2 separate regions of the Homo sapiens genome follow, and region 2 is linked to region 1. Evidence: chromatin contacts called from ENCODE Hi-C or POLR2A ChIA-PET data. All regions are on one chromosome and are shown on one strand. The core of a region is the stretch at or near the end of the contact, and the rest is flanking DNA. Distances in the headings are between cores, read along the strand shown. Region 1 overlaps LINC00910 (long intergenic non-protein coding RNA 910). Region 2 has its middle 33 kb from the start of ETV4.

Region 1 (2,787 bases), core at 156-2,655:
ATGGTGCTGACAGGTTATAAGAGGGCCTACCAATAGATCTATATGGTCATTGCAAGACATAATGAGTTTTATTCTGTTTAAAAAGGGAAGAAAACGGTAGAGCATGGTGGCTCACGCATGTAATCCCAGCACTTTGAGAGGTAGAGGTGGGCAGATCACTTGATGTCAGGCGTTTGAGGCCAGTCTGGCCAACATGGTGAAATCCTGTCTCTACTGGAAATGTTGCAGGATTCAGGAGGACGAGAGAGACCTCAGGTTGAAACTAGAATCTTTATTGAGTGCACTCAGGCCCAGCTGACTCAACGTCCAAAAGACTGGGCCCGGAACAAAGACAGCATCTGACTTTTATACATACTTCACAGAAGGTGGTGGGCTAGCTTGAAGCAAGCTTACAGTGGTGTGAAAAGCAGCAATACAGAGGCAGGACAAAGACAGGATTGCACATGACTGTTGCCAAGTAACCCAGATGTCCGTTATCTAGGTTTGTCTGGGCATGGGCTTATCCTATAACCTTCACTATGGTGCCCAGGCAGCTGTAGTTCAGGCCTACTCAGGCTTCTCATGACCTTCGTTGTACTTCTTAGATAAAACAGAATATTTGAAGTCACTGGTTACATGTAGGCGGAAACCTACCCAGGTGCTGAGGCAAGAGACTGAGGGCACAACCTGTTCCAATATAGTAAAGAAAATAGTTAGAATAAGAAAAGTTATATTAGAAGTAGGAAATAGAGCTGGATGCAGTGGCTCCCAGCACTTTGGGAGGCCAAGGTGGGCGGATCACGAGGTCAGGAGATTGAGACCATCCTGGCTAACAGGGTGAAACCCTGTCTCTACTAAAAATACAAAAACAAAAAATTAGCTAGGCATGGTGGCAGGCGCCTGTAGTCCCAGCTACTCAGGAGGCTGAGGCGAGAGAATGGTATGAATCCAGGAGGTGGAGCTTGCAGTGAGCTGAGATCACGCCACTGCACTCCAGCCTGGGCGACAGAGTGAAACTCCATGTCAAAAAAAAAAAAAAAAAGAAAAAGAAATAGGATATAGAGATGATTATATATGGATATTATCAATCATTAGTTTTTAGTATTAATCTCTGTATTATTATTATAACCGAGGAAAGACCAGCCAATACAGAGTCAGGAGCTGAAGGGACATTGTGAGAAGTGAGCAGAAGATAAGAGTGAAAGTCCTCTATCACATCCTGATAAAGGCCGCTTGAGGACACCTTGGTCTAGCGGTAGCGCCAGTGCCTGGGAAGGCACCCGTTACTTAGCGGACCGGGAAAGGGAGTTTCCCTTTCCTTGGGGGAAGTTAGAGAACACTCTGCTCCACCAGCTCTAGTGGGAGGTCTGACATTATCCAGCCCTGCTCGCAGTCATCTGGAGGACTAAACCCCTCCCTGTGGTGCTGTGCTTCAGTGGCCACGCTCCTTTCCACTTTCATGTTCTGCCTGTACACCTGGTTCCTCTTTTAAGTTCCTAGAAGATAGCAGTAGCAGAATTAGTGAAAGTATTAAAGTCTTTGATCTCTCTGATAAGTGCATAGAAAAAATGCTGACATATGTGGTCCTCTCTCTGCTTCTGCTACCACAAAGAAGACCCCCATGTGATTTGCTTGACCTTATCAATCACTTGGGATGACTCACTCTCCTTACCCTGCCCCCTTGCCTTGTATACAATAAATAGCAGCACCTTCAGGCATTCGGGGCCACTACTGGACTCCGTGCATTGATGGTAGTGGCCCCCTGGGCCCAGCTGTCTTTCCTACTATCTCTTAGTCTCGTGTCATATTTTTCTACCGTCTCTCGTCTCTGCACACGAAGAGAACAACCCGCAAGGCCCAGTAGGGCTGGACCCTACAGTTACAGAGAACAGGAATCTATAAACTCATTCCATAAAACAAAGGAAAATTTGTTTTTCTTCTCCTTATGTTGAGGGATTGCTGAGAGAGTCTCCAGAGCACATTAGATAATATTATCAAGACTTTTCCTGGGTCTGGGCTGTGCCCGTTGCTGCCTCTGGGACAAGTCGGCCTAATACATGAAAATTTATTTCTCTTTCTTTTTAATTTTATTTTTCTTTAATTTCCCACCTTAAAACCACAAAAATTAGCCGGGCATGGTGGTGCATGCCTGTAAACCCAGCCACTTGGGAGGCTGAGGTGGGAGAATCTCTTGAAACCTGGAGGCAGAGGCCGCAGTGAGTCAAGATCGTGCCACTGCATTTCAGCCTGAGCAACAGAGTGAGACTCCATCTCAAAAAAAAAAAAGCGGGGGGGAGGAGAGGGGGGGAAGAAAGAAACTTATTTATTTCATTGGAAGACCTGTAAAAGAACAAAGGTCATGAAATATCAGTATGTACATCTAGAATTGCTCCAAAAAGAAACGGAAATGAATGGGGGCTCGGGGTGGGAAGAAGAATGGATTAGTCAGCTATAACTTTGGGTCCAAGGGACCCTGGTGGTATAGTGGGGGTTAACTTTGCAATCACTGACTCAGGTGAGCCTCTTAGTGTTGAGAAGTGAAATCATCCTGTTTCCCTAATGTATAGATCTTACATTTTCCAGACAGCTGATTCTCACTTTCTTCTTCAACCTCCAAAGAACCTCAGCTGACTACCTTGCTTTCTATGTCCCCAGGGGAATAGAAACAATCAGAGGAAACTTCCGTGAGTTCCCAGGACACATCCACCCACCTCCTCCACGTGTAACCACCACCTCTACCTTCCCCTCTGGTGCTGTGGATGAGCCATCCGTGCTCCTGGCAAAGGCCCACCTGCCACTTGGGCACAG
Region 2 (2,787 bases), core at 174-2,673, 210 kb before region 1:
ATCATGCAGGCTAAATACAATGCTGTATCCAGGATTAGATCCTGGAACAGAATGAAGATATTAATGGAAAAACTGGTGGAATCCAAATGAAGACTGGAGTTAATTACTAGTAATGTACCAACGTTAATTTCTCAGTTTTGACAAAAGTACCAGAGTTACATAATATGTTACCATGAGGGGAAACTGGGTAAAGGGTATATGAGAACTATGTGCTATCATTGCAGCTTTTCTATAGGTCTAACATTATTCTAAAATGTAATGTTCATTAAAAAAAAAAAAAAAAGCATGTGGCTGCTTCCAGCTTTCTGAATCCCCACCGCACCCTCACCACTCCCCAGCACAAGGTCATCGTCCTCCCCAGCACAAGGTCACCGTCCTCCCCAACAGAGTTCCTTGGGCAGCAACCACTAGAAACCCCACAAAGACCAGCTGGGGCCAGAGGCAGGATGTGTGGTCCTGGGCAGGTCTGAGACAGATCAAACACAAGGTAATCAGTCTGCAGAACCACAGACAACACAGACCTACGCCATGGAATTCCAGATCATTCCAGATCTACAAGTCATTGGTTCATTCCATAAGTATTTATCATAGCACATAGCACGCGCCAAGCACCGTGCTAGGCTGTCTTGAGAATGGAGGTGTGGGGAAAGAGGGATGAGGTACAAAGATGCATACCCAGAGAAGGAATCTCCTCCCTTAAGGAAGCAGTGAGGGGAACAGACGAGCTCCACACACAAAGGGACGGGAGGAGAGGGATAGACACAAAGCCTGCTAGAGGTGATCAGGGAAGGCTTCACAGAGGAGGCAGTATCAGTCCCAGCAACTGTAGCCCAGTTGCTCCCCGTCACCCAAAGACAGCCACACCTGATCCCCTGGCTCAGGCAGCTGGAAAGAGGAGCTGAGAAAAAGGAGAGTCATGCTCTCAGCAAACATCAAGTGCTGTAAGCATCATAAAATCATCATCATCATCATCACCATCAGACACTGATGGCCCAGTGGGAGGCCTGGGACCCTGAAGAGAGCCCAGGTAAGGGGCAAACAGGCTTGGAGGAGGCAATTGCCTAGGGCAGTGGTGTGGGGGTGGGGGGCTGCTTCCCCATACCTGTAGCTAGCAGGGCCGCGGGGTAAGGGGCATGTTGACACAGCTGGTAAGAAAGGCTTTGTCCCTGCCTCATTAATCACTTCAGCACAGGAGCTCCGAGGGAGGGGACGCCCCAGGGGCACTGGGCTAGCTCTCACGGGGGAGCCCCTCAGAGGCAGAGAGAGGTGGCCCGGCTTCAGGCCCAGGAGCCAGGGGAAGGTCTGAAGAGGGCAGGATGGCGTGGAAGGAGGCTGCCCAGGCCCTAGGGACCTACGGGCCAGGGGATTTCCCAGCCAGGATGTTTGTCGCAGAACATCAGCCTTCCTGCCCAGAGGCTAAAGCACTTCCAGCAGGCAGCCCGCAGATGGTAACCCCCTAACAAGAAGGTCCCAGGAGGGGCATATATATTTTCCTTTCTCATTTGGCCAAGCCAGTGTCAGCTGCTTGCCATGCGATTCCTGACCCTCCTGCCCGGGTGTGTGTGTGTGTGTGTGTGTGTGTGTAAAGGGTCACAAGCCTTTACTGAGAACAGAGAGGAGGTCCATCCACCTTTGCTCTGAATGCAGCAAGGGAGAGGATGGGGAAGCAGTGGAATTGTTTCCACTTCTATTATTTACTATTCTCTCCACAAACACTTATGGAACACCTACTATGCGTCTGGCACTGTTCTAGTGACTGGGAGCAGAGAGAACACAGAACAGAGAGAAGGTCTGCTTTTCTGGAGCTTGCCTTCTAGAGGGGGCAGCAGAGAATGGGAAAACATTATGTTCACCAGAGTGGTCAGGCAGGCCAACACCCTTCTGGGCCAACTGAGCTCAGACCTAGTTTCCAGAACCACCCTCCCTGGGCATCCTCTTCCTCCCTCCCAGCCCTCACTGAGGCCTCTCCCAAATCTGAACGTGGAGGCCCCAAGGTGGGCTGGCAGCCGGAAGGCATGAAGAACTCCCCAGGATCCCCTGTCTCTAATGAAAGAGAGAAGCCAGTTCCGGGCAGCTCGCGTCCAGTTTCATTGTAAATCCTCTAGACTGTCGGATGGCCAAGTGGCCCAGGGTCTCCTCTGCCCTCTCTCCTCTGCCTGGGGGGTGAGGGGCTCTTTGCCTCTCCCTCTGTCACTTCCTCACTCCTTTCTCTTTCCCTCCCGCATTCTCTTTCATTCTTTCTCCTCCTTTCTTCTTTCTGCTTCCCCTCCCCAGCCTCTGTTCTCTCTCTGAACCCCCCTCCCCTTCTTCCTGTCTTGCATTTTCCTGCCCAGGAATCAGACCCCAGACAGTACCTAGGAAGTCTGCGGCCTTGCCTAATAGAACCGTAATAGTCCTCAGGGAGGCGCGATAATGACATCCTCCTTAAATAAAAGGACTTAATGGAGATTTCCCAAATTTGAAAACCACATTTCCACTAGCAACCCATTCAGCAAGCGACGGCTCTGGAAAGGAACTCGTGGGAAGCTGCAATGGGGAGGGGGTGAAGTGGCAGGAGGCAAGGAGTTTGTGCAAAGAAGGTTCTATTCATAGGGGGCTTTCTGTGGCAGGACAAAGAAGCTGGTCTGAGGACACAGATCATAAAGGTGGGCCATCTCATCCCTCCTCACCCTATTGGGCCAACTCCTTAAGAGAAGAGGCTCAGCATCAGGAAGTCCTGGATGAGCTACTTCACCCCTCTGAGCCTCAACGTCCTCAGCTGGGAGTTGGGTGTAATCTTCTCCCAGT

Evidence for each region. A loop is a pair of places that touch in the nucleus more often than their neighbours do. ChIA-PET counts read pairs that join two places held with the same protein, here RNA polymerase II (POLR2A). Pooled maps may share reads with other maps.
Region 2: a pooled map shows a loop between it and region 1 (4-fold over the local background). The contact joins two enhancer-like sites. A Hi-C loop is called at or near these places in 2 of 50 pooled maps. POLR2A ChIA-PET finds 5 or more read pairs at or near these places in 8 of 52 experiments (Caco-2, HCT116, HEK293T and 5 more).

The regions. Positions count from the first base shown.
Region 1 is chr17:43,371,274-43,374,060 of GRCh38, reverse strand. LINC00910 (long intergenic non-protein coding RNA 910) reads left to right here. Exons shown (of 6, transcript NR_027412.1): 5 at 2,635-2,787. LOC105371785 (a long non-coding RNA gene) reads right to left here. Exons shown (of 2, transcript XR_007065761.1): 2 at 252-1,475. Among named protein-coding and RNA genes, the nearest start is that of LINC00910, 16 kb to the left of the region's middle. Within about 2 kb of position 1,405, at least 16 of the 41 ENCODE cell types and tissues checked have a DNase peak (open chromatin) inside an H3K27ac peak, as active enhancers do.
Region 2 is chr17:43,577,532-43,580,318 of GRCh38, reverse strand. No RefSeq gene overlaps it. Among named protein-coding and RNA genes, the nearest start is that of ETV4, 33 kb to the right of the region's middle. RefSeq lists enhancers at 693-1,310, 1,291-1,340. Within about 2 kb of position 1,423, at least 11 of the 41 ENCODE cell types and tissues checked have a DNase peak (open chromatin) inside an H3K27ac peak, as active enhancers do.